Linked DNA regions of Homo sapiens: region 1 is linked to region 2. The links are chromatin loops, found by intact Hi-C in ENCODE. Cell type or tissue: Caco-2. All regions are shown on one strand. Each heading gives the region's core, and the rest is flanking DNA. Links, peaks and the distances in the headings are about the cores only.

What was found. A loop is a pair of places that touch in the nucleus more often than their neighbours do. Peaks named below come from ENCODE experiments on the same cell type or tissue, not always from the same donor. Only the 100,000 strongest peaks of a DNase experiment are listed, where the experiment ranks them.
Region 1: it touches region 2 in a loop (23-fold over the local background); 5 of 110 quality-filtered maps call a loop at or near these places.

Annotation. Positions count from the first base shown.
Region 1 is chr6:63,761,703-63,767,089 of GRCh38, reverse strand. It overlaps EYS (eyes shut homolog), which reads left to right. Exons shown (of 43, transcript NM_001142800.2): 41 at 4,457-4,629. Among named protein-coding and RNA genes, the nearest start is that of SCAT8, 42 kb to the left of the region's middle. In Caco-2, for the core only: a CTCF peak has its summit at 2,566 (motif pointing right); no DNase peak of the experiment used is centred there.
Region 2 is chr6:63,508,103-63,513,489 of GRCh38, reverse strand. It overlaps a transcript of LGSN not described here. Among named protein-coding and RNA genes, the nearest start is that of PTP4A1, 62 kb to the left of the region's middle. In Caco-2, for the core only: no CTCF peak of the experiment used is centred there; a DNase peak (open chromatin) is centred at 3,199.

The DNA of each region.
Region 1 (5,387 bases), core at 177-5,176, 250 kb before region 2:
ATTATTTTGAAGTATGTTCCTTCAATGCCTAATTGTTGAGGGTTTTTAACACAAAAGAAAGTTGAATTTTATCAAAGTCTTTTCTGCATCTATTGAGGACATGATATGGTTTTTGCTTTTAATTCTATTTATGTGGTGAATCAAATTTATCAATTTGTGTATGTTGAACCAGTCTCCATCCCAGGAATAAAGCTTATAAAAGTGGATTCTTTATGTTTTCCCTTTACTATATTGCTATCCAGTTGTCCCTATTTCACTAACAACACCATACTCTTTCATGGTCCCAACATTTCCACAGGATTGAGAGACATAAAATGGTGACTAAAAGGTGGATTTCCTCGCTCATTAGCAGACTTAACCTCTCTCTTCCTTAGATTCCTTCTCTGAAAAATGAGGATGATGCTAGTACCCTTCTTATAACATAATAGAGAAACTAGAAAGGTTAGAAGACTGCCTGGCACATGGTAAGTGACAAATAATGTTTGTCATTACTATAATTTTTCCTCTTTCATACTAACACACTTACCAAAGCCTTGAAAATGCCTCTCACATCTACTTCAACCTCTGCATCCCCACAGCAATTTTCCTATTCAGGACTTTTGCCTCCATCTGCTTTCTTATCCCAGCCATGACCTATTATATTTATTCATTTGTGTGTTTATTCCATGAATAGTCAATGAAAACTTACAATAAACCAAGAACTGTTTGGGGCCTTGAGACAATAATAAAAAACAAAACAGACCCTATCTCTGCTCTTACGGAATTAATGGTCTAGAGTGCCGGGGTCAGAAAACTATGGTAGATGGGCCAAATCTGGCCTACCACCTATTTGTGTAACTAAAATTCATTGGAATACAGCCACACCCATTTGTGTGTTTTCTGTGGCTGCTTTCAACAATGGCAGAGTTCGGTTATTGCAACAGTGTCTATATGGCCCACAAAGCAAAACTGTAAACTGCCTTGCCCTTTACAGAAAAAGGTTGCTGGCCCCTTTTCTAGTAGCAAAAAAAATATGCTAAGATCTCACTAAGATTAAAATTACGTCACCAGAGAGCTTATTGTTACACTATGCAGTCATCCTACACATAACAGATCAATATTCTTAAAATGTGCCTCCTCATTTGTGTCATTTTCTATACACCTGTCATGTCACTTGAAAGTTGAACTGAAGCCAGGCACAGAAAGGCAAACATCACATATTCTCACTTATTTGTGGGTTCTAAAAATCAAAACAGTTGAACTCATGGAGATAGAGAGCAGAAGGATGGTCACTAGAGGCTGAGAACGGTGGTAGGTAACAGGGAGGTGGGGATGGTTAATGGGTACAAAAAACTAGTGAGAATGAATGAGCAAGGACTAGTATTGGATAGCACAACAGGGTGACTATAGTCAATAATAATTTAATTGTACATTTTAAAATAACTAAGGAAGTATAATTGGATTGTTTGTAACACAAAGGATAAATGCTTGAGGGTATGGATACCCTATTTTCCATGATGTGATCATCACACATTGCCTGCCTATACCAAAACATGTCATGTACCCCAGAAATATGTACACCTACTATGTACCCACAAAAGTTAATAAATAGTTTTAAAAAAAAAAAAGTTGAACTGCCTGAGCCTGCTGTTCAAAGTCCTTTGACACCTCCTTTCAGTGCATACATTTATACGGGCAAATCTCACTCTGGCGGCCTTTCCTAAGCCTTCCCTAAGTAATTCACTAAAATTACTTAGATGCCCATCCACAGGATACCATAATACCCATTTTAGAACTTGTCCCATTTTATTAAAATTGTCTCCTTACTAATCTGATTTCTCCAAAATACAGAAGTCCATGAGGTCAAAAATGGAGCCTCCTGTGTTGTAGAATCTCAGTATCAAGCACAATACTATGCTCAATCCTAAGATAAGCACAGACAGCTAGCCTGTAAAAAATAATAAACATTCTTTAAATAGATACCTACCTCTGTTTTGTTTTTACATTGCCCATTATATAGACACCTCACCTCACACACATACTTCTACAAAATCTACTCCTCCTCAGGGCAGAGTAGTATATGTGGTTAAGGGAAGAAATATTAATGAATTAACATCAAGGGTTAGAAAAATATCACCCAAAGTAGAGAATAACTAATGAAGGCTTGAAATTTTTTTATTATCTCTATTTCACAGGGTGCTATAGAAACCAAGGAACAAAAAGAAAAATCTGACCTTGCACAAAATCATTCTCATTAGAATTATATAATAACTAATTATATATTAAACATATAGCTAATTGTTTCAGACCTAAAAATTCTGAGACAAACTATATGAGGCTCCGATTTGTTATTTTTTCAAATAAGATTTTGGCATCTATATTAAATTATGCTTAATGTGATTTATCTACTTTAATATCCAAGCAAGTGTTTTATTCCCATAACACTATGCTATATACCTTAAATATATACAATAAAGTGTAAGTGAATTAAATAAAATATTTTACCATTGTGAGCTCTGTCTATAAGGCAGTGAGAATAATTTTAAGCTTTTTTCAAGTAGATATAAAATGAACCACTAGATGGCGCAATCGTCACTTTAAAAAGTAATGACAGCATCACGTTTAAAAATTCTTTAATAAGAATTTTTACTATAGTTTTATTTCTTTTGTGAAATTAGTTACTGATTTCCTTTTTTGTGTATGAGGTCTTTGTACATTCTATACTCTTTGTGATCTTCAAAAATAATCTTCAAAATATGCAATTTTGTAGCAGATTAATTCTGTATTTTGTTTGTCTCCATTTTAGAGAACCCTATACAATTTTCCGTTTTTTGCACAACTATTAATTTAGGTGTAACAAGCATATAAAAGTCTATGACATAAATAAAAGGTCTGGGAAGGTGTGATCAGCTGCTGTCCTCCAGCTTAACAGATTCTGATCCCTATACCTCATACCCATTCTAGAATGCGCTTTTTAGACTGGCACGGTGGTTTATTGCTCTCTGGCTCTGACAGGAATTTTAAGTTAACCCTTTCTCTCATGTACTCTTTAGTGTAGTGTTTTCAGAAGAAAGAAAGGGGGATGGTGGGGAGAGAAAGGGAAGGAAGAAAGGGAGAAAGGGAGAAAGGCAGGCAGGGAGTGAGGGAGGGAGGGAGGCCGGAGGGGGCAAAATAAACACACGGTGCCCTGACAAACAACAGTTTATCAAATATATATATATATATATATATATATATATAACAAGATATAACAATAAAATCTCAAATATTATTTATTTAAAGTTCATATATTGCATGGGACATGTATTAGTCCGTTCTCAGGCTGCTAATAAAGACATACTTGAAACTGGGTAATTTATAAAGGAAAGAGGTTTAATTGACTCACAGTTCAGCATGGCTGGGGAGGCCTCAGAAAACTTACATCATGGTGGAAGGGGAAGCAAACATGTCCTTCCTAACATGGTGGCAGGAAGGAGAAGAATGAGCGCCCATTGAAGAAGGAAGCCCCTTATAAAACCATCAGATCTCATGAGAACTAACTCATTACCATGAGAACAGGATGGGGGAAACCTCCCCCATGAGTCAATTTTCTCCACCTGGTCCCTCCCACAACACATGGGGATTATGCCAACTACAATTCAAGATGAGATTTGGGTGGGGACACAGCCAAACCATATCAGGACATACTTCTACTAAGAAAAGTTATTATTTAACTTATGTTTAAATTTAACTAGATGCTCTGCATTTTATCTGACAACTCTGCCTTTGATGGGTCTATCAGAAAGTTTTCTGCTGGGCTCCTCCCAATATCACTCTCTAAACCCAGACAAGGTGTCTCTTTCAGCTGAGTATTCCCCATTACCCCTCAGCTTCTGCTCTAGCCAGAAACCACTTACTGCCACTGTATCTTTAGCTAGAGGGACACCTCTTGGTCAAGATTCATTTTTATATGTCCTCAAGCTATTGTTCCTGACTATGAACATCCCTTTCCTGGGATTCACTCACGTTTGACTTGTCTCCAGTATGTTTGCAGCTCTTTTGGCAACCCCAGGAGCTGAGCCTGTGAGTTTGCCAATGCCAGGGAAAAACACACCAAGCTCTCCAAGTGGTCCTGCTGAATCTCTTTTCACTAGGCTTGAAGTTAGGAGACAGCAACACCATGCACAGCTTTTTCTTTAGGTGGTGGTGTGGGAGTTGGGAGAGAGACTTACAATGCAATTTTGTCTGAAGAAACAATTCTCAAAAAATTCTCTTTCAATTTTTACACTCTGAATCGTTTAAAGTCTTTGGTGTGGAGTCCAGTAATCCTATAACCAGTTATTAACTCTTTCCTTTGACAATTTAGGGTTTGAATCACAATTCATTTTGATCTCTTGGAACTTCAGTTAAAATTGACAAGTTAGCATCAGGGCAATACATAGTATGTATCCATCTCTAAACAAGTGCTCAAACCATGCGGCTTTCTCTCAACCCACAGCTGCAATTGTACCACTGGGTGGAAAGGATCATTCTGCACAGAGACAGTTTCTACCTGTGATCCTGAACATGACCCTCCACACCACTGTAGCAGAGGAGCAACCTGCATTTCATTACCTCATGGATACACCTGTTTCTGTCCTCTAGGAACCACTGGAATCTACTGTGAACAAGGTGAGGCAGAATTTCAAATCATTTTGCTGTCCACAAATATAACTAAAATTAGGAACTTCAAAGTCAGTTTTCTTTTTGAGAAGTAAAAAAGTACATATAATAAAATTCAAATCCACTGTCCTCTTTTTCTAGTATATTTGACATTATACTTCACAGATAGACTAGTACTTAAAATTCAGTAGTACAAAAAATATGGCTTTTAGTATTGCTTTAATTTATTAACTCTAAATTCTCTATTTTGTGTAGATGTTCTAAATGTTTTGTGCTAAATGCAGTTAAGTCAAGTGAGCTTAAGTTCATAACTCAGTTCCAGATCAAGACTTCATCTCTGGGAGCCTCTCCTATCTGTATTTTCCATCTCACTCAAAACTGTCAGAAATATCACAAGGCCATCAGCTTCAGAGGGAAATTAGAGAGGAGAAATGGCCCCAAGTCAAGTAGTAACAGTAAGAAGCAACAGTGTCCTAACTACTGGGGCAACTTATGGTAGTGCCTCTAAAAGAGCTCAGCAATCTCTGGGTGCTCCCAAGCTGGGCTGTGGCTAAGGGATAATGGTATTTCTAGATCTGAGCTACCTTCTCTTTAATACCTGGCTGGGACTTCCAGAATAGCATTAGGGAATCCAGGAAACTCCCAGTTAAGGAAGTTGGAGAGATTAAGCCAGGAAAATAAAGGGACATAAGGACCCACCTGCCATATCCTAGCTTCCTGAGACTGGACTATCTACTATTTCTCTATCCTGCCTCACCCACCACCCA
Region 2 (5,387 bases), core at 280-5,279:
AGGAAAAGGGGACTACGGCAAACATTGTAATTGGGTAACCATTATCCATGGCTCCCCTTATAAAAAAAAAAATCCCCATTTTATCTGGGGCAGCAGTGTGTGTGGCTCCATAACACTTTGTTGGATAATTACCTTCCTAGACTCCTTTGCTTTTGAGAAGACCAGTGTGGCACACAATCCTGCCAATGAGATTTCATGGCAATCTGCATAGGAGGCTTCTGGAGGTTTTTAAATCTTTGCAAAAGGGACAATAATAAGAAAAAAGTGTCCTTTACCATTTCTTTCTCGTTTGAAAGTAGATGAGGTATTTAGAACTATGACAGCTATGGAACAATGAAGTGAAAAGAATAAAGACAAAAGTCAGCACGTTAAGGACCCAGAGAAGAAAGAACCTGGACTCTTGGTTATATTTCAGAGGAGATGGACTAGGGATTGCCTCCCTCTAAATTTCTCTGGGCAAACACTGAATGTCCCTATGGTTTGGCCACTTTTAATTTCCTATTCTGTCAGTTGCTGCTGAAAGCATTCCCAATACAAATACGTATCTGTCTTGTTCTCTGCTTTAGTACGGAGAACAGTGCCCAACGTGTAATAAGTGATCAAAGAATGTTTGCTGAAAGAATAGAGTGAGTGGATTTTAGATCAGATTCTAAGCATCATACCAAAACTTGTGGGTAGTAAAGTTGTTGTATTTATTTTACACTGAATTTTTAGTTTGAGTATAATTTCCCTGAAACTATTTGCCTTACACTGCTTTTTCCATACTAACAAAATCTCAGATATGTTTATCCTTCAACATGTTATCTGAGGGAAGATAGACCCCTCTGCAGTCTCATAAAAGCCTATCTTAATTGATCTAAGCTAATCATGGTAGTCTCATACCCTTTGCACAATGAATGACTTATGCCTGGGTATGAGAGGCAACTGTGGCCAACGGAGCTAATTCTGTGGGGACTTCAGGAAAAATATTCCCCATTAAATAAAAAGTGGGGCATGGAAGATAATGATTCTAGGTCTTCATGTGATGTCAAGATATGCCCCAGCCACTTTGCAGCAATGAAGGATAAGGCTTGAGGACTAAGCCACCACGCAAAGAATGAGAGCATGAGGCTGGCTCCATGGCTCATGCCTGTAATCCCAGCACTTTGGGAGGCCGAGGCAGGTAGATCACTTAAGGCCAGGAGTTCCAGACCAGCCTGGTCAACATGGCAAAACCCTGCCTCTAATAAAAATACAAAAACTAGCTGGCAGCTGTGGCACATGCCTGTAATCCCAGCTACTCGGGAGGCTGAGGCAGGAGAATCGCTTGAACCCAGGAGGCAGAGGTTGCGGTGAGCCGAGATCACACCACTGCACTCCAGCCTGGGCAACAGAGCAAGACTTTGTCTCAAAAAGAAAAAAAAAAAGAACATGGAGCGAAGGAAAGAACTTGAGTCCTTAATGACGACTGAGCCAGTCCAGGAGCAGAACTACCTCCATACTTCTTGCCATATAGTAAAATAAGTATCCTTACAGTTTCACCACTTTTAATTTTTTCAATCTGCATCTGCTTGCTAGGGAATTATTAATTTTTTTAATTACTTGCAGCCAAGAACATCATAAATAGTATGTGGATTTAAACTGTCTTTCAAATGTGTACACATAAGTAGTAACAAATCCCAATGTGTATTTTTCATCATCTTCAGATTTGGAGAGTCATTTTCTCAGTAAGAAGCATAAGAAAAATTACACAGTAAAAATATTTTCCAATTTTGATTCTGAGGGACAATTCAAAACCATAAAATAATAAGCTCTGTTTCAGAAAAAATTTTAATACGTTAGATTTGGGGGTCTATAATCCAAAACATCTAGGTAAACTATAAACTGTCAAAATTTTAAAAATGCCCAGGTAATGATTTCAAATTCTCAAAGCTACATTTTAAGAATTCACTTGAGGCTGGGTGCGGTGGCTCATGCCTGTAATCCCAGCACTTTGGGAGGCCAAGGTGGGTGGATCACCTGAGGTCAGGAGTTCAAGACCAGCCTAACCAGCATGGTGAAACCCTGTCTCTACTAATGAAGTACAAAAATTAGCTGGGCGTGGTGGTGCATGCCTGTAATCCCAGCTACTCCGGAGGCTGAGGCAGAAGAATCGCTTGAACATAGGAGGCGGAGGTTTCAGTGAGCTGAGATTGCACCACTGCACTTCAGCCTGGGCTACAAGAGTGAAACTCCATCTCAAAAAAAAAAAAAAAAAAAAAAAAGAAATCTATTTACTTGTATAAGCTTGACCTAGAGTAGGGATCAGGATTTGTAGGGCTTCCATTGGGCTCATCTTATCATCTTATAGATATAGCGTGTTGCAGGAAGAGGTGGGAATGTAGAACCAGGCACTTGTGTTAAGTGCCCTGATTGTTACTCCTAGAGTAATAGGTGCCATGAGCATAGCACCATTGATCTCCTTATTCTACCAAGCACATTTTATTGCCATCATTAGCTTATCTGTCTAGCTGCTCCTCTAAATAATTCGCATCTTGACCGGGAGCGGTGGCTCATGCCTGTAATTCCAGCACTTTGAGAGGCAGAGGCAGGATGATCACCTGAGGTCAAGAGTTTAAGACCAGCCCTGGCCAACATAGTGAAATCCTGTCTCCACTGAAAATACAAAAATTAGCCAGGTATGGTGACATGCGCCTGTTGTCCCAGCTACTCAGGAGGCTGAGGCAGGAGAATCACTTGAATCCAGGAGGCAGAGGTTACAGTGAGCCGAGATTGTGTCACTGCACTCCAGCCTGGGTGACAGAGCGAGACTCTGTCTCAACAAAAAAAAAAAAAAAAAAAAAAAAAAAATTCGCTTCTTGAAGGAAGAGAACATGTTTTGCTTATTTCTGTATTCCTGACACTGAAGATGGTGCCTGGCACATAATAGATATTGAACGAAAGTGGGGAGAAGAGATTAACTCTGGGGGAATAGAATAAGGGGAAAAAAATCTAAATATTAAATACTGAGGAGTTATGACTTGAAGTGTTTAAAAAACTAAAAAAAAAAAAAAAAAAAGAAAGGTAGTCAAACCATAGAAAGATTAAGTGGTAACTAGAACTTACAAGGGTTAGTTTAACTTTTATGTTTTTTTTCCTTCTCCCTGGGAAAGTACCTTTGGGATCATGTGGTGTTTGTGCAAATCGCTTGGGTCTACACAGCACAGAGTGGGGCTAAAGTGCAGATGAGGTGGAACTAAGAAACAGCCTGTCCAAACAAGCATGATTTAGAGCAGTTGCCTCATATACTGGACCACTTTTTTAGTACTGAAGGCGGCAATGACATACTTTATGGCAGTCACAAGCTGCTTTTAGTATGTTAAATGAATGAATACAGGCAGTTCTTCTGGAAACTCAAGGGTTTGTTGTTGTTTCTTTCTATCTTTAAAAAATTCAAAAATAAACTTGCCCCAATATTAATTTTAACCGAAGCTTTATTAGATGGTTACATTTATAAATTTACACTTCATTTGTGATAGTCCTTAATTATAATTATCACATACTCATGTTTTGAAAAGTTAGTGAAACTTTCCCTAAAGAGCAGGGCTTTCTGTTCTACCTCCATACAAGGCACTATCAGTGTGGGAGGAAGGGCAAAACACTGTGCTAAACCTGGCCCCATCCCAGGTCTGCGACTAACCCGGGGCCTTGGCCAAGTCAGCTAGCCTATCTACTGTTTAGTTTCTGCATTTGTAAAACAGAGGCATGTGTGAAGACAATCTCTTATGATTTCCCCTAGCTCTAAAATTTTACTGTTATAACGTATTAAATGCCTATGTTTATAGGAACTGAAACGGTTAAGGTTTAATATTTACTCTATAAGCTAGGTTTATCACTTCATCCTTTATAACGAAATTTTCATCTTACACATTATTATATCATACATTTAAGAAACTATGGCAGCTATATAAAATAATACAAAAACTAAAAGGTATAATTAATATTTGATATATTTATTTTAATGTCGATTTCTACAAATATACAACATGCGCACACCTAATTGAGATTATACTGCATAGAGAGCTTTGTATCCTCGATTTCATTGAATTTTGTATTGTGAACATTTTCCCATTTTATTAAAAAAAATCCTTAAAAAATAGTATTTTTGGCCAGGCGTGGTGGCTCATGCCTGTAATCCTAGCACTTTGAGAGGCCAAGGCAGGCGGATCACCTGAGGTCAGGAGTTCGAGACCAGCCTGGCCAACATGGTGAAACCCTGTCTCTACTAAAACTGCAAAAATTAGCCAGAAGTGGTGGTGTGCGCCTGTAATCCCAGCTACTCAGGAGGCTGAACCTCAAGAATCGCTTGAACCTAGGGGGTGGAGGTTGCAGTGAGCTGAGATCGTGCCAGTGTACTCCAGCCTGGGCAACAGAGCGAGACTGACTCAAAAAAAAAAAGAAAATTTTTTTCCTTTATTACAAAATTTTATATTGTTAAATATAATATGAATACAAATAAACTATATAAATAATTATTATAAGGTGAACACCTGTAACTATCACCTCACTCAGTCACCCCAGAAATACTCTTTTTTTTTTTTTTTTCTTTTTTGAGACAGAGTTTTGCTCTTGTTGCCCAGGCTGGAGTGCAATGGCCCAATCTCGGCTCACTGCAACCTCCACCTCCTGGGTTCAAGCGATTCTCCTGCCTCAGCCTCCTGAGTAGCTGGGATTACAGGCATGCACCACCACGCCCGCCTAATTTTTTTGTTTTTTTAGTAGAGGCAGGATTTCGCCAAGTTGGTCAGGCTGGTCTCGAACTCCTGACCTCACATGATCCACCTGCCTCGGCCTCCCAAAATGCTGGGATTATAGGCGTGAGCCACCGTGCCCAGCCAGAAATACTCTTATAACATAACCATCTCCCTCCCTACTGAAGTGAATTACCCTAATGACTTTTAATCATTTATTTTTCTTTATAGTTTTGCTATGGTGTGTGCATCCCTATACATTATCATTTAGTGTTTCCTAAGAGTATAATTTTTAATGTATGTTTATTATTCTACTATATAAAGATACATAAATTCATACAACTTTTTAGCTTATTTTTTGGTGGTTTTAAAAAATTTTATTTTTTGGCTAGGTATCTGTTTACATAATGCAAAATTTTAAATGTTCAAAAGGGAAGGCAATCAAAAGTCTTACTACTACTTTGTTCTTCAGCCATCTGGCTATCTCTATAACCAGTTTTTAGGAAGTTGTTTTTGAGGAAAATGAGCCTAAGAATGGTATTGATATTTTTTCAGCTTTAATGTCCTAAACTAACCTCCTAAGTAGGTACAAAAATATAATTCTTAGAAAAGCATTCAAAAAGTTGATTTTTCTTTTATATGAAGTTGGCATAATTTCTGGAGTAAGATATGTGATTT